Regions from separate parts of the Homo sapiens genome. Here region 2 is linked to region 1. Evidence: chromatin loops called from intact Hi-C (ENCODE). Cell type or tissue: B cell. All regions are shown on one strand. Each heading gives the region's core, and the rest is flanking DNA. Links, peaks and the distances in the headings are about the cores only.

The links. Hi-C counts contacts between places; a loop is a spot of excess contacts. Peaks named below come from ENCODE experiments on the same cell type or tissue, not always from the same donor. Only the 100,000 strongest peaks of a DNase experiment are listed, where the experiment ranks them.
Region 2: it touches region 1 in a loop (2.7-fold over the local background); 3 of 110 quality-filtered maps call a loop at or near these places.

Annotation. Positions count from the first base shown.
Region 1 is chr17:76,950,915-76,966,406 of GRCh38, forward strand. LOC105371899 (a long non-coding RNA gene) reads right to left here. Exons shown (of 3, transcript NR_136417.1): 2 at 12,979-13,229. Among named protein-coding and RNA genes, the nearest start is that of MGAT5B, 90 kb to the left of the region's middle. RefSeq lists an enhancer at 6,921-7,834. In B cell, for the core only: no CTCF peak of the experiment used is centred there; DNase peaks (open chromatin) are centred at 6,197, 6,757 and 7,397; H3K4me3 peaks cover 1,197 bases; H3K27me3 peaks cover 874 bases.
Region 2 is chr17:77,048,652-77,064,143 of GRCh38, forward strand. No RefSeq gene overlaps it. Among named protein-coding and RNA genes, the nearest start is that of SNHG20, 32 kb to the right of the region's middle. RefSeq lists an enhancer at 4,184-4,927 and a silencer at 7,676-7,889. In B cell, for the core only: CTCF peaks have their summits at 7,791 (motif pointing left) and 7,991; DNase peaks (open chromatin) are centred at 6,977 and 7,770; H3K27me3 peaks cover 2,258 bases.

The DNA.
Region 1 (15,492 bases), core at 2,707-10,706:
TCACACAGCTTGTAAGCAGGGAGGTGGGATTTGCTATAAAATGGGGATCATTTTCAAGTCATGGTGAGGAGCAAATGGCTGGATAGAGTGACAGCCTGGCATGGTGACCCTGCATGCACGTCTTCGCTCCAGGCTTTTTTTTTTTTTTTTTTTTGAGACGGAGTCTCGCTTTGTCACCCAGGCTGGAGTGCAGTAGCACAATCTCGGCTCACTGTAACCTCTGCCTACTGGGTTCAAGCGATTCTCCTGCCTCAGGCTCCCGAGTAGCTGGGACTACAGGCGTGTGCCACCACACCCGGCTACTTTTTGTATTTTTAGTAGAGACGGGGTTTCACCATGTTAGCCAGGCTGGTCTCAAACTCCGGACGTCAGGTGATCCACTCACCTCGGCCACCAAAAGTGCTGGGATTACAGGCATGAGCCACTGCGCCAGGCCTTCGCTCCAGGTTTTATGTGATCCTGTATTTGAGTCACTGCACAATCAGGGCCTTCCTTCCCACCAAGGGTTCTCCACTGGGGCAGTTTTGTTCCCTGGAGGACAGCTGGCACTGTTTTGGATTGTTGTGACTTGAGACAGGGGTGGCATGCTATTGGCCTCCAGTGGGGTAGAGTCCAAGGATGCTGGCAGCATCCTCCAGTGCACAGGACAGCCATACCACGTAGGATGATCTGGCCTGGAGCATCAGCAGCGCCAAGCTTCACACACCCTGTTCCAGGCCAGTGGTTCTAAAATTTTGGCATGCATCAGAATCACCTGATTCCTGAGCTTACTGAAACACATGTTGCTGGCCCCCACCTGCGGAGTTTCTGATTCAGCAGATCTGGGGTTGGGCCCTGGGATTTGAGTCTTTAATAAGCTCCAGGTGGGCGGGAGGCTTGCTTGAGCCCAGGAGTCTGAGACGAGCTTGGGCAACGTAATGAGACCTCGTTTCTACAAAAAAAAAAAAAAAAAGGCCAAGGTTTGTGGCATGCGCCTGTGTTCCCAGCTACTCGGGAGGCTGAGGTGGGAGGATGGTTTGAGCCTAGGAGTTTGAGGCTGCAGTGAACCATGATTGTGCCACTGCACTGTAGCTTGGGCAAAGAGCAAGACCTTGTCTCAAAAAAAAAAAAAAAGAAAAAAGAAAAAGAAAGAAAAAGGCCAGGCATGGTGGCTCACACCTGTAATCCCAGCACTTGGGAGGCCGATGCTTGAGTTAGAGACCAGCCTGGGTAACACAGACCTCATCTCTCTAAACAAAAACAAAAACAGAAAAAACCTCTGGGTGCTGCTGCTACTACTACAGGGGGCCAGGGCCCATACTTTGAGAACAGCTGGTCTAGACCAAGCAGGTACTAGTAGGTATTTCAAACGTGAGAGTACCAATAACTTGGTACCAGTTTTTAATTAACAGTGACTATGGCCATTTTCTTCTGTTCCAGCATGTAATGCCAGGGGAGAGACCTCATACAACCAAATCTGCTCACAGAGATCAAAGCCACAGGCCATCAGAATTCCTCCTGTCCCCTCATTTTACAGATGGAGGCCCGAAGAGAACAGGGGCCTGGTCCATATCGTACAGCTGGAGGAAGAGCCCAGATCTCAGTCCCTCTCTGTCTCTACCTCTGTCCCTCTCTGCTATGCTGCTTAAAAGAGGCTGAGAAAAGAATAGCTGAGCCAGGCATTTTCCATGATCTTGTCCAGCAGGAGGGGGGTAGGGCTCAGAAACCTGACCAAGGCCTTCTTTTAGGAACTGAGCCTAGTTAGGGGAAAAAAGAAAAAAAAGGCCAGGTGCGGTGGTTCACGCCTGTTGTCTCAGCGTTTTTGGAGGCCAAGGTGGAAGAATCTGAGGTAGAAGGATCACTTAAGCCCAGGAGTTCAAGCAACATGGCAAGAACCCATCTCTACAAAAATTGTTATTATTTTTATTTTTTTGAGATGGAGTCTGTCATCCAGGCTGGAGTACAGTGGTGTGATCTTGGCTCACTGCAACCCCCGCCTCCCAGGTTCAAGCAATTCTCCTGCCTCAGCCTCCCGAGTAGCTGGGATTACTGGGATTACAGGCACCTGCTACCACGCCCAGCTAATTTTTGTATTTTTAGTAGAGACAGGGTTTCGCCATGTTAACCAGACTGGTTTCAAACTCCTGACCTTAGGTGATCCACCCACCTCGGCCTCCCAGTGCTAGGATTACAGGCACGACCCAGGGCGCCCGGCCTACAAAAATTATTTAAAAATTAGCTAGTGTGGCAAGTGCCGGTGGTCTCAGCTACTTGGGAGACTGAGGTGGGAGGATCGCTTGATCACTTGAGCCCGGGAGGTCCAGGCTGCAGTGAGCTGTGATCATGCCGCACCACCGCCCTCTAGCCTGAGTGAGAGTGAGGCCCTGTCTCCAAAAAAAAAAAAAAAGACTATTTTTTTGAGCAGTTTTATGTTCACAGCAAAGTTGGGTGGAAAGTAGATTTCCCATATGCCACCTCCCCCACATACACAGGCCACCCCCACCATCCACATCCCCTACCAGAGTGGTCCATGTGTTCCAATCTATGAGCCTACACTGACGTATCATCAACCAAACACAGTTCACATTAGGGCTCACTCCTGGTGCCGTGTATTCTACGTGTTTTGACAAATCTTTAATGAGATGTATCCACTATTATGGCACCATACAGAGTGGTTCCATTGCCCTAAAAATCCTCTGTGCTACCCCTGTACATCTCTGCCTCCTCCTAACCCTGGAAAACCATGATCTTCCGACCATCTCCGTAGTCTCACCTTTTCCAGATCATCAGGTAGTTGGAGCCCTACAGTTTGTAGCCTTCTCAGATTGGCTCCTTTCCCCCTAGTACCTCGTAACATGCATCTAACATTCCTCTGCATCTTCTCGTGGCCCGGTGCCTCATTTCCATTTAGCACTGAATAATATTCCATTGTCTGGATGGATCACAGTTTGTTTACAAATTCACCTACTGAAGGACATCTTGGTTGCCTCCAAGTTTTGGCAGTTCTGAATAAAGCTGCTATAAATGTTCACTTCCAAGTTTTTGAGTGGAATCCATTTTCTTTTCTATTTTCTTTTCTGCTTATAACAGTCACAGTCATTTGTTTTGCTCACAGATCTGCAATTTGGGCAGGGCCTGGTGGAGGTAATTTGTCTCTGCTTCACATGGCATCAGCTGAGGTGGCTTGCCCCAAGGCTGGAGAATCACTTCCAGGACAGCTCACTCATGTGGCTGGCAAGTTGGTGCTGTCGGCTGGGGAGCTCAGCAGGGGATTTGGGCTGGGGGCCATGGTTCCCATCCATGTAGGCCTTTCCAAGGACTCTTGTGCTTCCGTGCAGCATGGTGGCTGGGTTCCAAGAGTGAACATCCCAGGAGAATAAGGTGGAAGTGAAAGGCATTTTTTTGAACTAGCCTTGGAAGCCACATGCTGTCAATGCTGGCATACTCTATTGGTCAAGAGAGTCACAAAGCTCCTCCTGCTGCAGCTCATGAGGAGGGGACATAGATGCCACCCCTCAATGGGAGGGGTGTCAAAGTCACAGCAGAAGAAGTGCTCGTGGAATGGGATATAGTGTTGCCTCTATCTTTGGAAAATATAATCTGCCAAAGATGCAGCTTGGTCTTCCAGCATTTCTGGACTGTTGTCCTCATCCGGTCCAAGATGGGTCCCCTCTAAGGCCTCATTCCATCCAATGAAAGAGAAAAAGGAGAGGGGGAGTCAGCTCATGCTGCTTCTGATTGTGCTCCATTGGCCAGAGCTTAGTCACATGGCCATACTTAGGTTTACCGGTTTATTGTAAAGGATTTTACAAAGAGTAGAGATGAAGAGATGCGTAGGGTGAGGTATGAAGGGGGCGGAGGACACGGAACTTCCGTGCCCTCCCTGGACGGCCACCTCCCAGGAACCTCCACATGTTCAGCTGTCCAGAAGCTCCTGGACACAATTTCCAACAACTAATTCGGGTAAATGCCAAGGAACACGATTGCTGGATCGTATGGTAAAAGTATGTTTAGCTTTGTAAGAAACTGCCAAGCTGTCTTCCCAAGTGGCTATAGCATTTTGTATTACCAGCCCTGAATGAGAATTCCTGTTGCTCCACAGCCTCACCAGCATTTGGGGTTGTCAGTGTTTTGGATTTGGGCCATTCTGATAGATGTGCAGTGGTATCTCATTGCTGTTTTAATTTGCATTTCCCTGATGACATATGACGTGACATATATATTTGCCATCTGTGTATCGTCTTTGGCGAAGTGTCTGTTCAGGTCTTTTGCCCATTTTTTAATTGAGTTGTTTTCTTAGTATTGAGTTTTAATAGGTCTTTATATATCAACCTACTTTTGAATCCTGTCTGAACTTTTAAATGAAGCTGAAGGGGCTGGCTGGCAGTAGTGGGGGAGAAGTTGAGAATTAGAAAGAATTTGCAGCCCAGATGTCAGTGCCAGGCAGAGCTGCGGCTCCCACACCTTCCTCTGAAGCTGGCCACGCCTCCTTCAGCCCTGGCCCAACTCTGAACAGTGGAGGGAAGGGCAGGCACGGGCCGGCCTCACCACCGCCCTGCCAGGTGACCACCCCTCCCCACTCACAGGTGAGGAAACAGGTGTGATGAAGCCCCTCAGCCCATGGACTCACCTGAGCCAATTAAACCAAAAACCAAAATATCTAGGCAGGGCGGCTCATGCCTGTAATCCCAGAACTTTGGGAGGCCGACGTAGGCAGATCATTTGAAATCAGGGGTTCGAGACCAGCCTGGCCAACATGGTGAAACCCCGTCTGTACTAAAAATACAAAAATTAGCTGGGCATGGTGGTGCGCGCCTATAATCCCAGCTACTCGGCAGGCTGAGGCAGGAGAATCGCTTGAGCCCAGGAGGTGGAGGTTGAGGCTCCATCTCAAAAAAAAAAAATTTCCTATTTTTAGAGTCAGGGTCTCACTCTGTCACCCAGGCTGGAGCCCTCAAACTTCTGGGCTCAAGCAATCTTCCCACCTCAGCTTCCTGAGTAGCTGGGACCACAGGCATGCGTCACCAAACCTGGCTAATTTTTTTTATAGAGATGGGGGTGGGGGGGCGTCTCACTATGTTGCCCAGACTTGTCTTAAACTCCTAGGCTCAAGTGATCCTCCCACCTCGGCCTCCCCAAGTGCTGGGATTACAGGCGTGAGCCACCGCACCCAGCTGGGCATCAGCATTTCATAAAGCACTCCTCTATGTGTCTAGTGTGGTTCTACTGTGAACCACTGCACTTACCCATCATACCTGGCTAGCTCCTCTCTGCAGCCCTCATGGCTTTGCCCTCCAAGGAGGGAGAGGAGGTTGAGTACCAACTTGGGGAGGCCTCATTTGAAGCCTTGGCCTCCAGCCCCAGCCCCTGGGCTGAAGCAACTTCTCTTGCAGCCCAGGGCCCACTAGGCTGAATCCAGTGGAGGAAAAGGTGGGGGATCCAGCTGGACCTGGGGGCAAAGGATGCAAACAGGCCTCGGCTGGCTCCAAGACAGTCCTGAAGTTCAAGGGCAGGAGAAATAACATGAGTGGGAGGCTGGTAACAAGTTCTGTCCCTCACAGCCAGGGAAGCTGAAGGGCAGCAGAGAGGACGGGGTCCCAGGTCCCAGCAGGACTGTAGGAGGCCAGCTGCCTGTGGAGGTCCAGGAGGCAGTCCCCACCCTGGGTTCTTCTCTTGGCAGCCAAAGCACCCTCTTAGCTGGGCCTGGCGGGGCTGGAGGCCGAGCAGCTAGACCTGGGGACCTGCCTTCCCTGTGCTCTGGCCCTGCAGCTGCCCCAGCTGCCTTGGCTGACTTAGAAGGCTCCCAAAGACCCTGTATGTTCCCTAACCCCACCTTCCCACACCCTCCCCTGGGGAAGATCTGACTTCTGGGAGGCAAGAGCCCAGGCAGTTTGGGGTCTCAAAAAAGAGGTCCGTAGGGTTTAGGTTTGTCCACCCCTTTCTGCCCGACCACACTGGCTCCTCCAAGTATCGGCCTAGCACTCTCTAAAAGGGAATCACGTATTCCCTTAAAGGGGGCGGGGCCCTCTTTTCAGGACTGTGCTAGGGTGAGGCTGCCCTGCTCCTCCTTGGCTGTGCAGGTGCAGACCCCACCACCCCATCCCAACAAGCCCGACTCAGAAGGGAAGATGGGGTGAAAGCCCCGTCACGGTCCTCGCGAGAGCCCCGAGCTCCTCACCAGGCTGGCACCTGGCACCCCAACCTGCTGCTTCGGAACTTCCTCTTAGTTTGCACTTCAGCTTCCTCCTCTGTAGAATAAGGGACATAATCCTGGGACACAGGTGTTTTGAGGACTAAAGGAGGTGAGGCAGGTAAGATTCCAGGTGCTGCCTCTGAGATGAGGTGGCTGTTGATGACTGCAAGACACTCAGCTGCTCTGGGGAGCCGCGCTGTCTCCAGGGGCAAGGAGCTGCCGCCCCTCCTAGCAGGAGAGCACAGTAAGGCTCAAGCGGTCCCTGGCTCCCAGCCTGCCGCCACCCAAGATTGGAAACCCCAAACCTGGGGGAACTTCTCACCGCGGCTGCTGGGGGGTGGCTGTCCTTGGGCAGAACAACACAGAAGATGCTGTGGGTTGAATTGTGTTCCCCCCAAAAGATGCATTGAAGGCACCCCTGGTGCCTGTGAATAGGATCTTACTTGGAAATAGGGTGTGTGCAGATGTTCTTCAATTTGAGATGAGGCCAGACTGGATTAGCAGAGGCCTTAAGTCCAATGACTGGTGTCCTTATCAGAAGAGGACCCGGGGACACACAGGGAAGAAATCCCTGTGAAGACAGAGGCAGAGATCAGAGCCATGCAGCTGCGCCAGCAAACACTAAGGCCTGCTGGTGACCGCCGGAAGCTGGGAGGGCAAAGATGGACCCTTCTCTGGCGCCTTCAGAGGGAATACGGCCCTGCTGGCACCCTGATGCTGGACTTCTGGCCTCTAGAACTGTGAGGAAATACGCTCCCGCGGTTTTAAGCCACAGCCGGTGGTAAGTGACTATAACAGCCATGGGAAGCTCACACAGAAGGGGTCAGACTTCTGCTGCCTTTCAAGATAATAAGAGGCTGAGCCACGCATCCCGAGTCGGGAGGTAAACGGCCCCCTAGCCAGGCCGCTGGCTCCAGCATGCAGCCCGCTTTGTCTTTTCGCAGAAAAGCAAAGTGTTTGCTGAAAAAAGGCATCGAAGGAAAGAGAACACAGCTCCCCAGGGATGCAGACCAGTCCCTCCGCCCCAAATAAACACCCACAACACAGACCTTCAGGGCACCTGGGGTGCAGAATCCAGGCGCTTACAGCAGGAGAAGGGGGTGGTCCCCAAGCCTGACTTTTCAGGTTGATTCTGCGCTCCTCTGGGACTGGGCCACTCTCCGAGTCAGCCTGAGATCATCTCCCTCTGAGTCTCAGCTAAAAATAGTCCAGGCTCCGACGTCTGCATATATTTGAATATTGGGCTCAAGAGACCGTGATTCTGGGGAAACGGTGCAGCTGGTTCCCCCTGATGTTGGAGCGTGAAGCCAACAGAGCACGTTCTCCCCATTAAACTCTCAGCTCCCACAGCTGCCCAGGCCTGACCACCAGCGCCTCTTCCTTAGAGACCCTTCGTGGGGTGTCTTCTCCAGTCTGGGGCCCCATGAAGCAGCCCAGAGCTGGGTGGGATTTGGCTTTTGGAGTGCTGGGAGAGTTTCAGGCTGGGGTCTGAGCCCTGGGAGGGCTCCTTGAGCCCACAGCAGATACCCCTGGCCCCCATGGCTCCCCCAGCCCCATGCTGGTGCCCACCCCATCCTTGGACCTCTGAAGGCAGAGGGTGGGTGGAGACTATGAATCCCCCGGCCTTGTCTCAAGCTGGACTTAGACACCCTCACTTTCCCCTCTCTTTTCCCTCTCCCCATCACCATCCGTTCAGCAAACATTCTCCCAGGAGCAGTGCTTGGTAAGGCACTAGGCCCGGAGGGTACAGTCTCCTGTCTAGTAGTGGCTGTGTCCTGAGCCCCTGTGTCCAGGGCTGGGGCCTGCTGAGGACTCAAGTGGGCTTCCTGAATCTGCTGGTGCCTGATTTTAATCAGTTCTGGAGACCGCTCTGCCAATATCTCTGATCTTCCTTCTCCCATAGTGACAGACCCTCTCCCAATCTCCCTGTGCTGGGGATGGGTGTTTTTGCTCTGTCCTTCCACGGAGACCGCAGAACTGAAGGGGCCTGGCTTTATGCAGGGGTCTCGATTCTGCATGTCCATCCCCCAGGCCACACCTCTCATCTCCGTGGAGGAGTCAGAGTCCAAGCCCTGGACCCCAGGACCAGGAAGCCTCGGCCTGCGCTGGCCACACTCACGCAGCCACCGTCTGGTTTTCAGCTCCTGGTTCACTCCGGCCCTTGGGCTTCCCCTCCTTCCTGCAAACTCATCTCTGCCTTAAGCTGGATGTGGATGCTTGTGGTTGTTCCTTTCCTTTCCTTTCCTTCCTTTCTCTTCTTCCCTTTCCTTTCTCTTCTTCTCCCCCTCTCCTCCCCTCCGCTTTTCTTCTCTTCTCTTGACTGAGTCTTGTGCTCTGTCACCCAGGCTGGAGGGCAGTGGCGCGATCCTGGATCACTGCAACCTCCACCTCCTGGGTTCAAGCAATTCTCCTGCCTCAGCCTGTCGCGTAGCTGGGGTTACAGGCACCCACCACCACTCCTGGCTATTTTTTTTTTTTTGTATTTTTAGTAGAGACAGGGTTTTGCCATGTTGTCCATGCTGATCTCACACTCCTGACCTCAACTGATCTGCCCGCCTTGGCCTCCCAAAGTCCTAGGGTGACAGAGCCACCGTGTCCGGCCGGTTTCTTTTATTTTCTGGTGTTTCATGAAGAAAGGCTACGCAGTTCCCGTGCCTGACACAGGACGAAGTTGTTAACCTTCCCAGAGGTGCTTTCGTGTAAACAGTGGCTTCTCTTCTGGGATACAACAAAGAACGTGGGCCATGGAGTCAGACAGCCCTGGGGTCAAACCCTGTTTTGGGCCCCCATCACTAGCTGTGACCCACAGAGTTTATGTCTCTGAAATTTTGTTCCATCACCTGGTTAAATGGGGACAATACCACCGTCTTGGAAACAAATGGCCACAAATTTAGTGGCATAAAATAACACAATATATCTTAGTCCTGAACATCAGAAGTCCGGAACGGCCCTCACTGGGCTAAAATCAATGTGTCGGCAGGGCTGCCTGCTTGCCTCCTGGAGGCTCTGTGGGAGAATCCATTTTCTTCCTCTTCTGTTTTCTAGAGGCTGCCTGCACTCCCTGGTTCTCGACCCCTTCCTGCATCTTTAGAGCCAGCAATGACCAGTCGACTCCTTCCTGTATCTCATTCCTCTGATGCTGACTCTCCTGCCTCCCTCTTTCGCTTCTTTTTTTTTTTTTTTGAGACAGGGTCTCACTCTGTTGCCCAGGCTGGAGTGCACTGGTGTGAGCACGGCTTACTGCAGCCTCAACTTCCTAGGCTCAAGTGATCCTCCCACCTCAGCCTCCCAGGTAGCTGGGACTACAGGTATGCGCCTCCACGCCCAGCTAATTGTTGTATTTTTAGTAGAGATGGGGTTTGTCGTGTTGCCCAGGCTGGTCTCGAACTCCTCAGCTCAAGCGATCTGGCCGCCTTGGCCTCCCAAAGTGCTGGGATTACAGGCATGAGCCACTGCACCAAGCCTTCAAATGTTAATCTCATCCAGAAACACTCTCAGAGAAACACCCAGAATGTTTGACCAGCACCTTAGCACCCCATGGCCCAGTCAAGTTGACAGATGAAATTACCATGACCTCCTTTCAGAGAAGGAGGAAATCTCATCACACACACTAAGGTGCCAGGGTCAGCTCCCATGAGCTCCCAGAGACGGTTGTTAGATTTTCAGGAATTTTGCAAGCCAGTTGTTAAATTGTTAGTATCTCCATACTGGCCAGGATGGGAGTATTACACCATGGAAACTGGCAAGTACTAGAATTCAGGACTTTTTCTTATTTGCATTTTGCCTTGTTCTAGACCTCGTATATAAAGATCAGTGTGATCCCCTATAAATATCTATCCTTGGGGTGTGTGTGTGTGTGTGTGTGTATTTTTTTTTTTTTTTTTTTGAGACCGAGTCTCACTCTATTGCCCAGGATGGAATGCAGTGCTGTGATCTTGGCTCACTGCAGCCTCCGCCTTCTGGGTTCAAGCGATTCCCTTGCCTCAGCCTCCCTAGTAGCTGGGATTACAGACACATGCCAACACACCCATTAATTTTTGTATTTTTAGTGGAGATGGGGTTTTACCATGTTGGCCAGGCTGGTCTCCAACTCCTGACCTCAAGTGATCCACCCATCTCAGCTTCCCAAGTGCTGGCCTTGGGGTATAATTTATCACCGTTTTTCCTGAGTTTAGTTAAAGTTAAGTAATGTGCATCAAAGCCTTAAAAACACACGTCCTTTGATCAGTTAATTTCACCTTTAGAAATGTCACCTAGGTAAGTGAATGAGGGTATGGGTAGATACCTATGCAAAAGCCTGTTCATCAAATTTGTTTAGAATAATGAAAAGTGGGAAATGGCCCAGTAGTAAGGAACTGAGAAGTTAAGGGACCTGTATGCCCCTACAGTGGAATATTATAGAATCATAAATAATGAAATGGTAGGCCAGGTGCAGTGGCTCAAGCCTCAAGACCGAGGTGGGAGGATCACTTGAGCTCAGGAGTTTGAGACCAGCTTGGGCAACATGGCGAAACCCCATCTCTACAAAAAATACAAAAATTAGGCAGGTATGGTGGTGTGCGCCTGTAGTCCCAGGTACTTAAGAGGCTGAGGTGGGAAGATCACTTGAGCCTGGAAGGTTGAGGCTGCAGTGAGCCAAGATTGCGCCACTGCACTCCAGCCTGGGTGACAGAGTAAGATCCTGTATCAAAAAAAAAAAAAAAAAAGAGGAAAGAAATGTTAGATGATTGAGATGATTGTTTTGTTTCTGGAGAACGAGTTTACCAGTTCACCACTGACCACATGTGTCAGGTGCCTTGGCTGGTGGTAATGGTAATTCTTTTCTTCCTCGCTTTGCTGAAGACAAAAGTCTTCATTATCCAGTGAAGGAGCTTCCCGAAGGTGAAGTGCCACCCTGGTGGAAGGTGTTTTTGTCCGGTGTGGCCTGTGGCTCCTCCAGGCCCTCCTTTCCCCCAGCCCTGCCCCACGCTCTGGAAGCCCCGCCTCAGTCCAGAGTGCTCCTGGCACCCCAGCCCGGGCCCAGGCGAGCCAGATTGCAGCCGGCACAGGCAACTCTTCAGAGCCTGCTCATCGAGGATTTGACAGTCGATGTGCGACTTGTGGTCTGAGCGGGGCCCTGCGTCCCCTTGCCACTACTTAAGAAAATAATTAATAATAATTAATGAATAAACTGGGATTATTGAGAGCCATTTACCACAAAAGGCCTCAGGGTACACTGCACTCAAGCATAATTAAAAGTGGCATCTTTTAAACTTCGATTTGAAATGAAAACTGGCTCAGTTGTCCAGCGCAGTCTGGGCCTCTCTCTGATCCCAACTTTGCAGATGGGGCCTGAGATGATGGGAGGAGGTGCGGAGGTTCGTCCTGAGGATGAGGGTACAGCCGGAAAGCATGGGGAGGACCTGGAGGAGTGTGGTCCCAAAGATCAGAGTGGGCCTTCAGTCTGAGAGGGCTGCTGCAGCCATGGCCACCAGCAGAGAGGGAACAGGATGGCCTGGAAGCAGGTGACCATTTGCTACCGAGGGAGAGGATGAAATCCCTGGTGCCAAACTCAGGCCACTTGGCCCCTGCGTGCCAGCTGGGTCTAAAGGGAACAGGTTTCCCCTATTAGGCCCAATGCCCTGTGCTCCTTCCCTGGCCAGGGATGGTCATTCATTCATTCATTCATCGAGTTTATTGAGAACCTGCTGCCCGCAAGCACCACTCTGGAGATACAGCTGTGTACAAAAGAAGGTGCCTGCTCTCGGGGAGCTTATAATGCAGTTGGCAGAAGACAGACAATAAACAAATATTTAATACATGCCATAGAGAAAATTATAGCAAGAGGGCAAGGGAGTGTGGAAGGTGGGAAGGTAGTCCTGGGTTTCCAGGGCGATCTCATGGAGATGACATTTGGGCAGGAAGTGAGGGAGTGAGCCAAAAGGATGAGCTTCCAGGCAGCAGGAACAGCCTGTGCAAAGGCCCTGAGGCAGGTGCAAGATGGAGGAAAGAGGCTAGCATGGGTGGAGCAGAGCAGGGAGGGGAGAGTGAGGATCAGACCTGTTCTAAGAGTTGCTGAACTCCAGTCCTGTGGGTGGCCCTGGACTTGAACCTTGAGATACAGTGGTAAACATAGCCATCCTCATTCTCAAAGAGCTCAGTGTCTATGGGGAGGGCCCCACAATGGAGAGACGCTTAGATGGCTGGTGGTGAGGTATGTGGCTCCCGGGGGCTTCTGATTGGCCAGGTGGGAGCACTGCCCTGAAAAACTTGGCCAGGCGTGGTGGCTCACACCCATAATCCCAGCACTTTGGGAGGCCGAGGCGGGTGGATCACCTGAGGTCAGGAGGTCGAGACCAGCCTGACCAACATGGAGAAACCCTGTCTCTACTGAAAATACAGAATTAGCCGGTTTGGTGGCACATGCCTGTAATCCCAGCTACTTGAGAGGCTGAGGCAGGAGAATCACTTGACCCGGGAGGCGGAGGTTGCGGTGTGCTGAAATCATGCCATTGCACTCCAGCCTGGGCAACAAGAGTGAAACTCCATCTCAAAAAAAAAACAAAAAAAAACCTGGGCATCCTGACTTACACAAGGGCAGGTGGAACCTGGAGAGCCCTCCCTCCGCATCTCCCACCTCTCAGGAGCCCCCAAGGTGGGCCTAGGAGGCAGCTTCACCTTAGAGGCTATATCCCACTCATTTCCCATCTCTCTCCCACCGGCTTCTCTCCCTGCTCCCCTGGCTATGTCAGCCTTACCCTCTTCCTGTTGAGACCCCCTTAGAAACCACTGCTGCCCCCAACCCACAACATGAGGCTGAGACTCACCGTTGACTCTGGATAATGATTGGGTCCTTCCCTCCTCCTGGGAGAAAGGTGCACAGGCCCCTCCCGGAGGTGGGCTGCCATCAGCCAAGAGCACGTGGACCATCTGCAGGTGCCCTGCTCCATGTCCCTGGCTGGGAAATCCTGTTCACTGGCTCTTGATCTTTCTCTAAAATGAGGGGACACTTACCCCTTTGTATCCCAAACAAGGCTAACGAAAGCTCCATGAGGGTGACATGGTGGAACCCCAATTCCTGCCAGGAGCGAGAGAGGTAGTAATCGGGATTAGAAGGGTGTCCACACCTGTGAGAGCAATCTCCTGGCTGTCCCCGAGGGTCCAGGCTGTGGGCTGCGACCAAACCTTTCTGCTCCCTCTCATCAGTCAGCCTGTTCCAGAGCCCGGAATAGATGCCATGTTTGAGGAATCCCACCTTTCGGGCAAGGCTGGATGCAGGGCAGGGAACACCTGGATGTGAGGTGGCCTGGCACTGGGTAGGAATACAGGAAAAGCAAAGAAAAGGCACGGTGGCTCACGCCTGTAATCCCAACACTTGGGAGGCCAAGGCGGGCGGATCACCTGAGGTCAGGAGTTCGAAACCAGCCTGGCCAACATGGTGAAATCCCATCTCTACTAAAAACAAACAAGCAAACAAACATTAGCCAGGTGTGGTGGCACAGGCCTGTAATCCCAGCTGCTTGGGAGGCTGAGGCAGGAGAATCACTTGAACCCAGGAGGCAGAGGTTGTAGTGAGCCAAGATTGTACCACTGCACTCCAGCCTGGGCGACAGAGTGAGACTCCATCTCAAAAAAAAAAAAAAAAAAAAAAAAAAAAGGAAGACAGAAAAAGCAAAGCCTCTTTGACCAGGTTCCTCCCTCTTGGTATCCTGCAATTTCCATTTTATTTCGATGAAAGAAACAAAGCCCAGGAAGTAGAGGTGTCAGCCCTAATTTCAGAAGCTTCCAAACAGCTCTCTTGGCTGTTGATATGTAGGGGTGAAGCTTCACTGAAAATCAGTTGACCAAAGGCAGATTAATAGGAGAAACGGCGTTCACAATTTATTGTAATGTGCATAGCACGGGGGAATTGTAGAATGATCACCCAGTAACTTGGTGGCTTACAGATACTTATATACCTTTTTTTAATTTTGAGACAGAGGTTCACTCTTGTCCCCCAGGCTGGAGTGCAATGGTGTGATCTTGGCTCACTGCAACCTCTGCCTCCCGGATTCAAGCGATTCTCCTGCCTCAGCCTCCCAAGTGTCTGGGATTACAGGCACCTGCTACCATGCCTAGCTAATTTTTTGTATTTTAGTAGAGACAGGGTTTTGCCATGTTGGCCAGGCTGGTCTCAAACTCCTGACCTCAGGTGATCCACCCGCCTTGGCCTCCCAAAGTGCTGGGATTATAGGCATGAGCTACTGTGTCCAGCACAGATACTTATGTACCTTTTGTCATAGGGGAAGGGAAGGTGGGAAAATGGGGATGATTTCAAGAAGGATGTTTTAAGAGGATAAATGATTTTTAGGGGGATTCTGTGGGCTTAGAGAACATATAATGGCCTGGGACAGAGTCTGTTGGGCCCACAGAGCAGTGTGTCAAGTCTGCCTAGGTGTGTTGACAGACAGCAGTCTTTCTTCCTGCAATATGAGTTGGTAATGAAAACTCAGGGAAGTGGCTGGGTGTGGTGGCTCACCCCTATAATCCCAGCACTTTGGGAGGCCAAGGCGGGCAGATCATTTGAGGTCAGGTGTTTGAGACCAGCCTGACCAACATGGTGAAACCCTGTCTCTACTAAAAATACAAAAATAAGCCAGGCGTGGTGGCGTGTGCCTGTAGTCCCAGCTACTTGGGAGGCTGAGGCAGGAGAATTGCTTGGACCTGGGGGGCGGAGGTTGCAGTGAGCTGAGATCACGTCACTGCACTCCAGTCTGGGCAACCGAGTGAGACTCTGTCTCAAAAAAAACAAAAAGACAAAAACTCAAAAGAAAAGAAAAGAAAAGCCTCAGGGAAGGCAATTGCATCCTTCTTTGGCAGGTCTGGTTTCCGGGTAGATAAGGAAACTTCAGAGATCGGCTTCATCCTGTGCTCTGAGAGAGACAGAGGACTGCGGGGGAGGTCAGAGAGACCTTGAGGCCACCTCATGTCAAAGCGCCATGTTTTGGGGTATCAGTTGCTGGGTCCTGGAAAGGTCTTTGTTTCCACCCACCCATGTATCCATCCATCCATCCATTAAAAAGTAATTATTGCGTGCCTATCCTGAGCCAAATACTGTGTTTAAGCCCCCAGGACATGGCTCTTTGTCCCCTCTGCCCCTGGAGAGGGATGGCTCACTTGAACATTTAATGCTACAGTGGAATTATAATTATGAAAAACCACACACTGCAATTCAGGTTTAGGATGAAAGTATTAATTTCCTGGTTTTAATTATTCAATAGAAATTAATGAAAATTCAAGAGGAATCTCCAAGGAGCTTCGCTAACTAGCAGAGGTGGGGTGGATCGAGGAGATGAGAGTGG
Region 2 (15,492 bases), core at 4,115-12,114, 99 kb after region 1:
TGAAACCCCGTCTCTACTAAAAATACAAAAAATTAGCCAGATGTGATCTTGGCTACTCAGGAGGCTGAGGCAGGAAGATCGCTTAAACCCTGGAGGCAGAGGTTGCAGTGAGCCAAGATCACACCACTGCACACCAGCCTGGGCAACAGACTGAGATTCTGCCAACAAACAAACAAATAAAAAAAACATTGTAATTGGTTGGTATGTTTCTTAGGTTTCTTTTAATCTGCCAGTTTCCCTTGCAGTTTATCTCTTGAAAAGGAGGATCACTGGTTCTGTGGAGAATCCCGCAGCCCAAATCTTACACCCCGTGGTGGGGTTTAGCACGTGCCTCCATCTCCTGCACTGCCAGAAGGTTTCCATGGATTGGAAATTGGACCAAGCAGCTTGGTCAGATTCAGGTTTGACATAGTGGTAAGACTACTTTCTTAGCCATTTTCATCAGGTGTCTAGAATGCCTGGCCTCACATGTTTATTGAAGGAGGAGAAGAAAGGCTACTTTGGAGAAACCCATAGATCCATTTTCCAAGTCTGACTAACCAAGATTCTTCAGAGGTGCTGAGGGATTTATCTGATGACAAAAAAAAATATCTATATCAATAATTAATCTCGAAGTGTCCTTGTTGCAGCCAGTGATAAGAGAAAGCTGCACAGTGCCTGAGTCTAGCAGATCTGCGGAGACCACTCTGGGACAAAATACATAAACACTAGTAAATTACTTCAAAGCTTTTCTCTTTTTTAATTAACTGGAGTAATTTTGTAATAATCCCCATGGCTTGTGTCTTAAAATGCAAGTCAGTTAAGGATCGAATCCATCCTCCCACGGCGTTTCTCTAGTTCTGGGGCTCAGACCACGAGGGCTCAACCCCGCGGGATGGCGGTGACTCAAGGGCTTTCATAAAACACACAGAACTTTCCGGCTTCACTCCAGCCTCGGCAGATGGTAACAAGTGTCAGAAGCATTCAATTAGCCCCTGCATTTGCTCATGATTTAACAAGCTCCGTCTAGTGGCATACCTGTGATATGTGGAGCTGCAGAGACGTAAGCTTCTGAAGGACTCTATAAAAAGCTTTTTGAGAATGATGGGTTTGAGTATTTCAAGTTCCCAGACTGCCGTAAAAGGCAAAGGCCAGGCTCCCCCATTCCTCTTGACTGTGTGCTCACACAGCAAATTGAGCTTCCAAAGGCAATTAATTCCACAATCCTCAATTCCACAGGGGATCATGGGCTGTGCACACAGCTTCATAGAACCACTGAGCCAGGGGGACTTTGCCCTATATAGAAACCCTTGTGTTTATACACCTTGGAAATGCTTTTCAAAGCCAATTCGCTCACATTGTCATGTTGGAGCCTCACAAAATCCTGTTAAGTAGAACAGTTATTATCCCATTTGATGTATTTAAAAAAAAAAAAACAAACCATCCAAAGTCTGAGGTCAACAGGGAGGGAGTGATGACGTCCATTCAGAACCCATCCGCCTCCATTCTGAGCCTCTGGTGCAGGCTCCGGCCAGCACGGCCCCAGCAGGAGGTCCCAAAGGCAGTCCTGTAACCTTCATCCAGGAATTACGGGGGCTCCACCGTGCCTGGCATTTAACCATTCATTCAGGGAGAGCAAATCCAACAGTTCACGAGGACCATCCTGGGATGCTGTCGTCTGGATGGTCAGGAAGTGAAATACAGGCCCTGTGGCCTTGCTGCAAGCCTCGGTCCTCCCTGGACCTGGAGGCCACTGGATGTGTGTCCCCTTCGTGGGAGAGCTCCGTCCACCTGGAGACAGTAACCACGCTATGTCCAGCCACCCAGCAGGACCTCTCCAGGAGGACAAACCCGCATTCCTCACTGTCTCTCCGGGGAGAAGGTGTCTACCCTGAACAATCATGCCCCATCATGGTATATATGCATAGGCGGTGAGGCATTCTGGGCTCAATCTTTATGTGTCCCCCAATTCCAGGCTGACCTCTCGACTGTGGTGGACAAAGGAACAACCCCAGGTTTCTTTTGCAGGTCCCCATTCAGGAAATGCACCCTCCAGCCCCGGCCCTTCCACTTTGCCAGTGGAGAGTTTTCCGCTGAGCTGGAAGGCTGCACCCTGTCACACACCAGGTGTGCGAGGTCCAGTGCGTTGGCAGAGAGGATGGTGGAGGAAATGGTTTGGAAAGAAACTTAGCAGCAGCTGTGGAGGCAGAACCAGGAGCCGATTGGCCAAGAGGCAATGTTAGCTCCCCCTTGGCTCCTCCAGGTGAAGCAAGTTTTACATCCCAAAGCTCCATGGATCACAGGGCGACCACTCTCGGCTGGGGACTGCAGAGCGAAGGTCCTCTGTCTACCTGCATGTGAACCACCTGGTAGCTTTTGCCCCAAAACAAGTAAATCCAGCTCTCTGGGGTGAGTTTCTAACATCAGTGTTTTGTAATATTCCCCTGCGAGGAGAATGTGAATGCCAGCCAGAGTTGAAAATCATCCGCTTGGCCGGGTGCGGTGGCTCATGCCTGTAATCCTAGCACTTTAGGAGCCCGAGGCGGGTGGATCACGAGATCAGGAGTTCAAGATCAGCCTGACCAACATGGTGAAACCCCGTCTCTACTAAAAATACAGAAATCAGCCAGGCGTGGTGGCGGGCGCCTGTAATCCCAGCTACTCAGGAAGCTGAGGCAGGAGAATCGCTTGAACCCAGGAGGCAGAGGTTGCAGTGAGCCGAGATCGTGCCATTGCACTCCAGCCTGGGTGACAGAGCAAAACTCCATCTCAAAAAAAAAAGGAAAGAAAAGAAAGAAAATTATCGCGTTAGGGAGTCCCCAGTGCAGGGGTTTCTCAGCCCTCACTGCACCCTGGGATTCTCTGGGAGCTTCAACAATACCGGCTCCGGGACCCCTCTTCACAGATCCTGATCTCACAGCTGGGGTGCATGGGGTGCAGCCGGGGGCCGGGATTTTTGAAAGGCTCCAGGTGGGTCTGACATTGAGACAACAGGGCCACTGCACTGACGCTTTTTTTTTTTAATTGTAAAAAACAAGCCCCTGCAAACTCTGGCTTGATCTGGCTTTGAGAAAGCCTCTCTATTCTTTCCTTTCTTCTTCTTCTTTTTTTTTTTTTTAGAGAGAGGGTCTAGCTTGGACTCCTGGGCTTAAGCAATCCTCCCTAGTAGGTGGGACCTCACCTGGCTGAGTCCTTTCTGTGTAGCATCTGCACACAGGTAAAACTGACATTGAAAATCTCAGCAAATTGGCAAATTAATAGACAGGTAACCCCCAGGAATGACTTCATTTCCCTTGTGAGTACTAATACTCCCAAACGTGGTGTGGCCTTTAAACACCGTATAAACCGCTTTGCAGAAGTTCTTGTTTGAGCATCACCAGTGCCACAGGGAAGCAGTTATTCATCTCAGACTTCTGTTTCCTCAGCTGTAAAATGGAGCCAAGTGGCTTGCGTGTGTTTGCTGGGTTTGGGGGAAGCCAGGGCTCCAACCCAGGCCTCTGACTCTGGGCTCAGGACCTCTCCCCCTTAACTTGCTTACGAGACACACTAGAGCCACGTCCAGGAGGAAAGGTAGGCTGCCTGGGGGCAGAAGGTGGTGTTTTCTGCAGAAAAAGAACATCAGGGGCCGGGCGCAATGGCTCATGCCTGTAATCCCAGCACTTTGGGAGGCTGAGGCGGGTGGACCACCTGAGGCCAGGAGTTCAAGACTGGTCTGACCAACATGGTGAAACCCCGTCTCTACTCAAAATACAAAATTAGCCGGGCATGGTCATGTGTGCCTGTAATCCCAGCTACTCGGGAAGCTGAGGCAGGAGAATCGCTTGAACCTGGGAGGTGGAGGTTGCAGTGAGCCAAGATTGTGCCACTGCACTCCAGTGTCTCACGCAAAAAAACAAAAAACAAAAAAACAAAAAAAACCACAGGGATTGGGGATAATCCATGGCCACCGTGATGGTGAGGCTCTCCCAAGGCTAATTCTCCCATCCCGCAAGGGCAAGAGCCCTTTCCAGATGCTCCTGCAGAGATGACAAACCATGAGAAGGGTGCTTAGCACTGCAGCAGGTTGGTTGGGAGGGCAGAGGTTACCTGCAAGACAAGGCCAGCTGGGGTGAGCCCCGGCAGGTGCAGGGACAGGGCTCCTGGGGCTGACGACTGGAAGCCTGTCCTCCCCTTGGGAAGCCTGGCACTCCCTGACATCAGGGCTCCTGCCTGGCTGTGGCTGGCACTTGGCTCTGGACGACTGTCTCTTGGATCACAGAGGGGCCAGGATGAGGACTGGGCAGAGTGGGGCCCTCTACATGGAAGGATCTCACCTCCCACTCGCTCCTTCCATGGGGTTGTCAGAGGACCGCAGACCCGTCCTAAAGGCAGCACAGACACAGAGCCTTAATTCTAGTCCTTATATCACAGTCCCCACCCCCGGGATAGATTGTGCTTTTTTCCAGAGTCAGAATGGGGACGCTCAGGGCTTTATTGAACGTTTATTGTAAATACCAGTTTTGTTCTTCCCATTAGAGAAGGAACGTGCTGTCTCCACGCTGCCGAGGTGGAGGGGCGTGGGGAGGAAGCTGTCCCTCTGCTGGCCGTCCCTCCCCTGCTCTGGTGGCTCCTCGGGGGGCTCACAGCACAGGTCCAAGTCCTCAATGTGCCAGGTGAGTCCTCCCCACTGGCAGCTCCTGTCCCCTGCCGCCAGCCTGTCTTGCATCAGCCACACCATGCCCTTTAGTGTCAGAAGCTCCTCGGCTTGGGGACCCCTGTGGCTTCTGTCCTGTAGACCCCACGCCTAGCACAGTCCCTAGCCCATTGCACCCTGTGGGTGTCGCTGAGTGAATGCCTTCACGGTTCCTCCTCCCTCCTCTTCTCTCCACCTAAAATACTTGTTTTCCAGTCCTCCATCTGGAAATGTGACTATGTTTTCTCATCCATACACAGCGATGCAATAGCGCCAGGCTCACTGGCCAGGGGAGTGATACAGGGGGGCACCTGGCACAGTCGGGCACAAGGTAGTCACCGCACAGCCACCACCACTTCCGTCATGGTCGGTATCATATAGCGGGGCAGAGATTGGGCTTTGGAGCCCAGAGAGGCCTGTGTTCAAATCGACTCTGCTCTGACTTGTGGTGTGGACTTGGCCGCGGGACTGAGCGCGGGGCCTGCTCAGGGGCCAGCGTCACAGGGAAGACAGTCCGAGCAAGCATGGGTCAGGGCGCTGAGGCTTCCTCCTGCGAGCCAAAGGGAAACTCAGCCACGGGGACTCAGGGAGGCCTGTGGGGCAAGTCTGAGCCTCCCTCTCGGTGGCCAGTGGGCCTCTCCTTAGGTGCCTGGGGCACCTTCTCACCCAGCAGCTGGCTGCCTGGAGTGGGCAGCCCCAGGGGCTGGGTGGTCCTAGCCATGTGGGTTGGACTCTGTCCACCATTCTGCCCTTTCTGCTCACTCAGGTTCCTGCGAATGGTGTCGGGCCACCGTCTATATCTTCTTCTCCTGCCTCAGGACACAGGGAACCTAGGGAACTCCAGACAATGGTCGAGGACTGGGGGAGCCCCCAGGGTTCCTGAGTCTCCTAGGAGGACAGTGGAGCAAGGATTTGTGTCCGCAGGCTGGAGTCAGGCTTGCATTTGATGCCCTGGTTACCTTTGCAGCATCTGGGACAGAGTGGTGTGGAGATAGGGAGGGGGTTTTGCCCTGGGCCTGCCCAGGTGTTACTTCACTTCCCCAGCACTCATCTGTCATGCCCCTCGAATCCACATCCGACTAGGAGGCCCTCCTCTCTGGCCACCTTTCCTTTCTACCAACAACCCCCTAGTTCTTTTTCTCTCTCTCTGCCTTCGCTTCCTCCACTCTCTCCCTGCCCTAGGATCCCAGCTCCATCCTGGAGTCAGAACCTGCAGGGGCTTCGTTCCTGCAGAGCATGCTGGGGCTTCCTTCCCGCAGGATGTGCAGGGGAAATCGTGATCTGTCAAATCCACGTTCACCCTCTCCCGATGGACTAGGAGAGGAATGGTGCGATTCCTTCCAGAAGGCCTTCCCCACGTGAGATAGGGAGAAAGAGAGAAGATAGGGCAAATTTTGTGAGGGAAAAAAGTACAAACCACTGGGATAGATGACAGCCATGTTCAGAGGCTGGGGAGACTGAGAGAGGAGAAGGAGGACTCTGGGGTAGGTGGTGTGTGTGAACACACAGACAGAGCCTGGGAGAGGGGCAGTGCTAGGGACTCTCAGGGGCTGGAGAGCAGAGGGGACGCGGCTGGGAAACTCCCAGGGAAGCAGGTGAGTGGGAGCTCTGGATGGACGCAGAGGAGACTGTCCTCCAAGCCGGGCCACCCACAGCACCCAGGGTGGAAACAGACAACTCGCAGCTCTCTTTCCAAGGTCGAGAGGTCACAGAGCAGAGCCAGGCCAGGGCCATAGCTCTGCAGGCCAGCAGGAGGAGCGGGGCAGCCTCCCTCTCCACCACCTCCCCCGTGGCCGCCTGGATTGCCCTCGGCTGTGCCAGAATCTCCAGCACACTCAGCCTGGCCCAGCCCAGGCCTCTCAGGGACTGGCCTCCCTGCCTTTGCCCAGCCTCCTGAAAAGCACAGCTGGCCCCACTCAGGAGCAGTTAGCCTGAGGGCCCTTCCTGTCAGCCGGTAGATCACTGGCTGGCTGCCTCAGTCACCACTTGGTGGAGGTGACTGCAGGTAAGCAGGCGCCTGGGAGTCTGGCTCGTGCCACCATCTGCATTTTTTTGTGAATCCTGGAGTATCTTGTCACATTATCTCTAACCAGTAGAGAGGCATGTGTGCACACGTGTGCATGCGTCTGTATGCTCTCATCTATGTGTATTTGAGTGTGTGTGTCTACATGCACCTGTGTGCATGTGTGTGTACCTGTGTGTGCATCTGTGTGCTTTGTGTGTGTGGGTATGTGTGTACATGTGTGCCTATGCATGTCTGTGTCTGCGTGTGTGTTTATGTGTATGTGTGCACACATGCATCCATGTATGTGTGTCTATGCACGTGTGCACATGTGTCTGTGCTTCTGTCTGCCAGTGCACATGTATATGTCTGTGCATCTGTGTGTGTGCACGTGTCTGTGTGTGCAAGTATACACATGGCTCTCTGCGTGTGTCTGTCTCCCTGCGTGTCTGTGTGTGTGCGTGCATGTGTGCTCACAAGCTCTGGGCGTGGGCCCTAGTGTCTGAGAGCAGGGATGAGATTGTTTTGCCTCAGAAAGCCCAGGGCAGAAACATTTCCCCCGCACGATCAAGGCCTTCCGTGGCTGCTCAGAACACACCGCGTTCCCGGCCGCACACGCAGTCACACGGGCTGGTGCACACTCACACTCAGGCCCGAGCCCTCCCGTCACACTCTTTGGTCTCCCGCAGGAAGCCCCCGGAGCCCCAGCCCACAGGCCTCCATTCCCAGCGGGTACCCCGGGCCCCACGCTTTCCTGTGAACCCTACAAGCGCAGCCTGCCCGCCCCTCGCTGGCTGCCTTCAGGGAGCCCCCGGAAAGCCGGGCCGGGGAGCTGGCAGGGACACCCCAGGTCTCTGCGTCCTGCCTTCCCGCGCCCTCAGCAGCCCAAGCCGGGGCTCCAGCAGGGAGAGCAAATGTTGTCTGCAGAAGGCGCCAGGCCTCCCCAGCTCCCCCAAGGCCTATTGCGAGCCCAGGCACAGGAAAATTGTTCCAAGCGCGCTCCTCATCCTTGTCTTCAGCCCTGTTGGCACTACCCGGTGTCAGGGATGCCTCCCTGCCCTCGCTATGAGAACATCATTTTCCTTCTTTTTCAGGCCCACGAAGGAGCTCCTCGCGGTGCCGGGAGCGCCCCCTCGTGGCGAAGCCGCGCAGGCACAGTGTCTGGGACACCTGGGGTCCAGGTGCCTTCCCAACACCTGAAAGGCGGGATGGGAGGCGGGGGCAGATGTTCACCCGCTTCTGTCCCTACTGATCTTCCTCCCCCCGGAGTCCCGGGTGTTGAGGGAAGAAACCTGCACTTGGATGCTTTTCACCGAGCTGAGCCCTTGGATACCTGGAAACACAATACCTCCCTGGGACTAATGCCATCCTCAGGGCTCACTCTGGATCCGGCTATACCTGTTGCAGCAGCAATTCTCTGGGAACACTTCAGAGCCCTCTTTACAGATTGTTTAGATTGGGTGGGGATAAGCTGGGCATGGTGGCTCACGCCTGTAATCCCAGCACTTTGGGAGCCTGAAGCAGGAGGATTACTTAAACCCAGGAGTTTGAGACCAGCCTGGGCAACATAATGAGACCCCATCTCTACCAAAAAAAAAAAAAAATAGCTGGACTTGGTGGCATGTACCTGTAGTCCCAGCTACTCAGGAGGCAGAGGCGGGAGGTCGAGGCTGCAAGGAGCCAGGGTTGTGCCACTGCACTCCAGCTTGGGTGATAGCGCAAGACCCTGTCTCAAAAATCAAAATAAAAGCTGGGGGCCAGGTGCGGTGGCTCACTCCTGTAATCCCAGCACTTTGGCAGGCTGAGGCGGGCGGATCACGAGGTGAGGAGATAGAGACCATCCTGGCCAACACGGTGAAACCCCATCTCTACTACAAATACAAAAAATTAGCCGGGCGTGGTGGCAGGCGCCTGTAGTCCCAGCTACTCGGGAGGCTGAGGCAGGAGAATGGTGTGAACCCGGGAGATGGAGCTTGCAGTGAGCCGAGATCGCGCCAATGCACTCCAGCCTGGGCGACAGAGCGAGACTCCATCTCAAAAAAAAAAAAAAAAAAAAAAAAAAATGGTGGGCGCGGTGGCTCACGCCTGTAATCCCAGCACTCTTGGAGGCCGAGATGGGCAGATCACCTGAGGTTAGGAGTTTGAGACCAGCCTGGCCAACATGGCAAAACTCTGTCTCTACTAAAAATACAAAAATTAGCTGGGTGTGGTGGCCCATGTCTATAATCTCAGCTACTTGGGAGGCTGAGGCAGGAGAATCGCTTGAACCCAGGAGGCAGAGGTTGCAGTGAGCCAAGATCATGCCACTGGACTCCAGCCTGGGCGACAGAGCAAGACTCCATGTTTAAAATAAATAAATTTTTAAAAATAAAAATAAAAAGATTGGGTGAGGATCTTGTGTGGTGGTGGGCGGTTGGGGGGGCGGGGGGGCAGTTCTCACCCCATCCAGAGCAGGCACCAGGGACAGAAAGTGTGACCCTACAATTTGTGGAACCAGCTCCTGTCAAACTCTCTTTGTCCTCTCAGAGGCAGAGGAAGGACAGAAAGAAAGAAGATCATTTGTCTTTAAAATTTTTCCAATGATAAACAGAAATCATTATAGTGAGAGCCAACGTCTGTATAGCATGTCCCATGTGGCAAGCCCTGTTCTAAATCTTTCAGACACATTAACTTATTGAATCCTCCCAACATTTTCAATGTGGAAAACTGGTAAAACACAAAATTACAAGGAAGGAAAATAAAACCCACAGTTCTATCATGCATTCCCTGCCAGTTCTTCATCTATGCATATGGATTTTTTAACAAAATAGTGATGGTGCCGCACAGTACACTTCTGCGTTCTGCCTTTTCTCATGGCCCAAGGTCATTTGTCTTGGGAAATACTCTTAATGGCTGCTTTGTATTCTGTCTTCGGAATGTACTGTCATTTATTTGACCATTCTGGGGGAAACTTCTGCTTTTACTACAAAAAGCCTGTGTGTTGGGAGCTCGAAGGGCTTGTTTCACTCCAGCCTCTGAGCCTGCTGTGTGTTCACAATGGTGTAGGAGCAGTGACAGTTTCCTAAACCCCCGTCTGTGGGAATCTCAGGTGTGTGTGTTACCTATGTGTGCAAGTGCCTGCGTGAATGTGTGTGTGTTTCCCGTGCTTAGACTTGCCGTATAAGTACTCATACTTCCTAGGAATCTGTCCAAAAGAATTGAAAACAATAGGCCAGGCATGGTGGCTCACACCTGCAATCTCAGCACTTTGGGAGGCCAAGGCGGTAGGATTGCTGAGGCCAGAAGTTCGAGACCAGCGAGGCCAGAAGTTCGAGACCAGCCTGGCCAACATGACTAAACGCCATCTCTACTACAAACACAAAAATTAGCTGGGCGTGGTGGCGTGTGCCTGTAGTTTTAGCTATTTGGGAGGCTGAGGCAGGAGAATTGCTTGAACTCTGGAGATGGAGGTGGCAGTGAGCCGAGATCGCACCACTGCGCTCCAGCCTGGGTGACACAGTGAGATTCCATCTCAAAAGAAAAAAAAAGGAATTAAAAACAATAGAAACAGCTGGGCACAGTGGCTCACACCTGTAATCCCAGGACTTTGGGAAGCCAAGGCGGGTGGATCACATGAGGCCAAGAGTTCAAGACCAGCCTGGGCAACATGGTGAAACCCTGTCTCTACTAAATTACAAAAATTAGCTGGGCATGGTGGTGTGTGCCTGTTGTCCCAGCTAGTCAGGAGGCTGAGGCAGGAGAATCACTTGAACCAGAGAGGCAGAGGTTCCAGTGAGCCGAGATTGAGCCACTGCACTCAGGCCTGGGCGACAGAGTGAGACTATGTCTCAGAAAAAAAAAAGAAACAAATACATGTAATATATATGTAATAACCAAAAGGCGGAAACAACCCAAATGTCCATCAATGAATAAAAAGATAAAATGCAGTATAGACACAAAACAGAAGCTTATTCAGCTATAAAAAGGAGAGGCTGGGTGCAGTGGCTCACACCTGTAATCCCAGCACTTTGAGAGGCTGAGGTGGGCAGATCACGAGGTCAGGAGATCAAGAAGAGCCTGGCCAACATGGTGAAACCCCGTCTCTACTAAAATACAAAAATTAGCCGGGTGTGGTGGCGCGTGCCTGTAATTCCGGCTACTCAGGAGGCTGAGGCAGGAGAATGGCTTGAACCAGGGAGTTGGAGGTTATGGTGAGCCAAGATCATGCCACTGCACTCCGGCCTGGCAATAGGGTGAGACTCCGTCCCCCTCACCCCCCCAAAAAAGAGAAAAAGATGGTTAATGTTTTTTATACAGAGACAGAGTCTTACTCTGTCACTCAGGCTGGAGTGCAGAGGTGCAATCTCAGCTCACTGCAGCCTCGAGCTCCTGGGCTCAATCATCAATCCTCCTACCTTAGCCTCCCAAAGTGCTGGGATTACAGGTGTGAGCCACCGTGCCTGGCCCAAGAGGGCTAATTTTATGTTATGTAAGTTTTGCCTGAATTTAAAAAAAAAAGTCATACTAATGGCATCTATCAAGCCAGGCTTTCACACAAAATAGCCCTTTATAGTCAAATTATTATTATTTTTTTAGAGACAGGTTCTCACTCTGTCACCCAGGCTGGAGTGCAGTGTCGTGATCATGGATCACTCGAATCTTGACCTCCTGGGCTCAACTGATCCTCCCGCCTCAGCCTCCGGAGTAGCTAGGACCACAGGTGTGCACCACAGCACCTGGCTAATTTTAAAATATTTTCTAGAGACAGGATCTCACTATGTTGCCCAGACTGGTCCCAAACTCTTGACTTCAAGCGATTCTCCCGCTTGTTCGTGTCCCAAAATGTTGGGATAATGGGCGGGAGCCAGTGTGGCCACTGATGGTCCAATTCTTTCTTCCTCTTTTGCTGCCCGTCTCTCACAGCCTGCCCCTTAGCCTCCGACTGTGAAGTTTAGACCCGAATTGGTCACACGGCACCTGTTCTCATCATCCCATTCTCTCCCCTTCCTTCGCTTGGTCCATAATCTGTATTTGTCAGAGAAAGGACTTCAGTTGCCGTGGGGATCTGAATGGACTTTGCTGAGGATTTTGGACCTTATTTTTATTTTTCAGACCATGTCTAAAAGAAACAAACGGCCCCAAGGCAGGGTTTGGGTGGCAGCCAAGCTACTGTGAGGTTCAGCTCTCCTGCTCACGCAGGACAAAGGGATGCACACACGGGTGGAGAAACATGGGGGTACTTTTTGCAATGGATGTGGGAAAGGGAACCACCAAGACTGTTATTGGCTGGGCACGGTGACTCACGCCTGTAATCTCAACACTTTGGGAGGCCGAGGTGGGCGGATAACTTGAAGTCAGGAGTTCGAGACTAGCCTGGCCAACATGGTGAAACCCTGTCTCTACTAAAAATACAAAAATTAGCCGGGTTTGGTGGCGCACACCTGTAATCCCAGCTACTGGGGAGACTGAGGCAGGAGAATCACTTGAATCCGGGAGGTGGAGGTTGCAGTGAGCCAAGATAGCACCACTGCACTCCAGCCTGGGCGACAGAGCAAGACTCCATCTCAAAAAAAAAGAAAAAAAGACTTCTATTTGGTGGCCTGTTTGCCTTCCCCATTACACTTTCACTGTGAGCTCATCAAGGGCTGGGACAGTGTTCTTCACTCCATTTCTCCAATGCCTGGGTCGTATCACGGACTTGGCACATGGGAGGAACCTCGTCAGTGTTTCATGAGTGAGTGAAGCCCACTCAGCGTTTGATGATGGATGAATGTTTGGATTCATTAACGAATGTGAATCACACCTCAAGCCGAGCTCCACATTAGATTCACCTGGGGAGCTTATCAACAGCCCTGTGATGGCTGCACCTAAAAGCAATTAATTCTGAATCTAGGGGTAGGGATGGGGCCCAGGCCTTAGGATTTTTTTTTTTTTGAGACGGAGTTTCGCTCTTGTTGACCAGGCTGGAGTCCAGTAGCGTAGTCTCAGCTCAGTGCAATCTCTGCCTCCCAGCTTCAAGCAATTCTCCTGCCTCAGCCTCCCGAGTAGCTGGGATTACAGGCACCCACCACCATGCCCGGCTAATTTTTGTATTTTTAGTAGTGATGGGGTTTCTCCATGTTGGCCAGGCTGGTGTCGAACTGCTGACCTCAAGTGATCTGCCCACCTCGGCCTCCCAAAGTGCTGGGATTACAGGCGTGAGCCACTGTGCCTGGCCCAGGCTTCAGGATTTTTAAGAGCCTCCCAGGTGATCTCAAGGTGCAGCCAAGGTTGAGAACCACTCACAGACAGAATGGGACATCTGGGACCTTAAAATTTCACACTAACATTTAGACACCGAAGTCCATGCAGAGGACATGGAAACCAAATAGAAACTAACAAGAAAGACACGAAAAACGACGGAAGCTGTGAATCAGGGCATAAAGATACAAGATATTGAGATCATACATAAAGAACCAGCGGGCATGGAACCGAGGGAAGGGCTAGCGCCTGTCCCGTGGGCCAGCACTTGCTAAGAGCCTGTTTTGTTCATGACACTCCCAGGAGCTGTGCTGTCTCAGTGAAGAGCATTACTTAGGAAAATCCCATTCTTCCCCCTTGACATCTCAATGACTTGGCTCCTGCCCAAACCCCCTGCTCAGGGTGGCTCTGGCCTTTGTTTTTCTCAGATTTGGTCTAAACAGTGAGGTTCTGGCGCCAGCTCGGACAGGCTCCCAAGGCTGTTCAAGTTTCAGGACGTTGGCAAACCAATTGTTCCATGGGACCATTATTTAAAAATAAATTATGTAAACTTAGAGTTACATCAATTACATAAAAAGATAGTAGATGCTCAAAACATCACTACTAATTATTTTACTACATTTTACTGCTATCTATGCTCTTTTAAAAATTTTAAGTGGGGACAGTTTCATTTTTTTTACTTTATTTTATTTATTTATTTATTTATTGAGATGGAATTTTGCCTTTGTTGCCCAGGCTGGAGTGCAGTGGCACCATCTCGGCTCACTGCAACCTCCGCCTCTCGGGTTCAAGTGATTCTCCTGCCTCAGCCTCCTGAGTAGCTGGGATTACAGGCCTGCGCCACCACGCCCGGCTAATTTTGTATTTTTAGTAGAGACGAGGTTTCTCCATGTTGTTCAGGCTGGTCTCGAACTCCCGACCTCAGGTGATCTGCCCGCCTCAGCCTCCCAAAGTGCTGGATTACAGGCATGAGCCACCATGTCTGGCCTGTTTATTTAGTTTTTGAGACAAGATCTTGCTCTGTTGCCCAGGCTGGAGAGCAGTGGTGGGATCATAGCTCACTGAGGGCTGGGTGTGATGGCTCACGCCCCTAATCCCAGCACTTTGGGAGGCTGAGGCGGGTGGATCATTTGAGGTCAGGAGTTCAAGACCAGCCTGGCCAACATGGTAAAACCCGTCTCTACTAAAAATACAAAAAATTAGCTGGGTAGGGTGCTGCACACCTGTAATCCCAGCTACTGGGGAAGCTGAGGCAGGAGAATGGCTTGAACCTGGAAGGGGGAGGTTGCAGTGAGCTGAGATCACACGACTGCACTCCAGCCTGGGCGACAGAGTGAGACTCCACCTCAAAATAAATAAATAAATAAACAAACACATATATACATACATACATACATACATACATACATACATACATACATACATACATAGCTCCTTGTGGCTTCGAGCTTCCAGACTCCTGCCTGAGCCTCTGGAGTGGCTGCGATTACAGGCTCAAAAGGTCCTCGGCTCCAGCCATCTTGCTTCGGTCAGACCTGCATCAAATCCCAGTCTTTCCCATCCTTTCTCAGTTGGTGACACATTGATGAACTTCCTATATGATCAGGATCCACCAGGGATGGCGCACAGCTGCAATAGAGCAGTATCTGTCAATTGCCATTGAACCCCAAGGCCAACCCTGCCTGTTGAAGTGTGTGTCACTTGGATGCTGGGGAGAAATTGTGCTTTATCTGTAAAGCTGGAACACCTTTCCTCTAAACAGCAAATGATTGTTCACGATACCCAATTATTTCTTTCTAAATAATTATTTTTTTCTAATTTACTTTTGAAGCATAATGTACATACATTGACATGTACATATCTTTTGTTGTTGTTGTTGTTGTTGAGATGGAGTCTCAGGCCGGGCGAGGTGGCTCACGCCTGTAATCCCAGCACTTTGGGAGGCCGAGGCGGGCGGATCACGAGGTCAGGAGATCGAGACCATCCTAGCTAACATGGTGAAACCCTGTCTGTACTAAAAAATACAAAAAATTAGCCGGGCGTGGTGGCGGGCGCCTGTAGTCCCAGCTACTCGGGAGGCTGAGGCAGGAGAATGGCGTGAACCCGGGAGGCAGAGCTTGCAGTGAGCCGAGATTGCGCCACTGCACTCCAGCCTGGGCGACAGAGCCAGACTCCGTCTCAAAAAAAAAAAAAAAAAAAAAAGAATCGCCTGAACCCAGGAGGTAGAGGTTGCAGTGAGCTGAGATCATGCCACTGCATTCCAGCCTAAGGGACAGAATGAAACTCCGTCTTGAAAAAAAAAAAAACCGGGTGCAGTGGCTCACACCTGTAATCCCAGCACTTTGGGAGGCTGAGGCGGGCAGATCACTTAAGGTCAGCAGTTCAAGACCAGTCTGACCAACAAGGTGAAACCGTGTCTCTACTAAAAATACAGAAAATACAAAAATTCGCCAGGTGTGGTGGCATGAGCCTGTAATCCCAGCTACTCAGGAGGCTGAGGCACAAGAATCACCTGAACCCCAGAGGTGGAGGCTGCAGTGAGCCAAGATCGTGCCACTGCACTCCAGCCTGGGCAACAGAGCGAGACTCTGTCTCAAAAAAAAAAAAAAGAAAAAAAAAA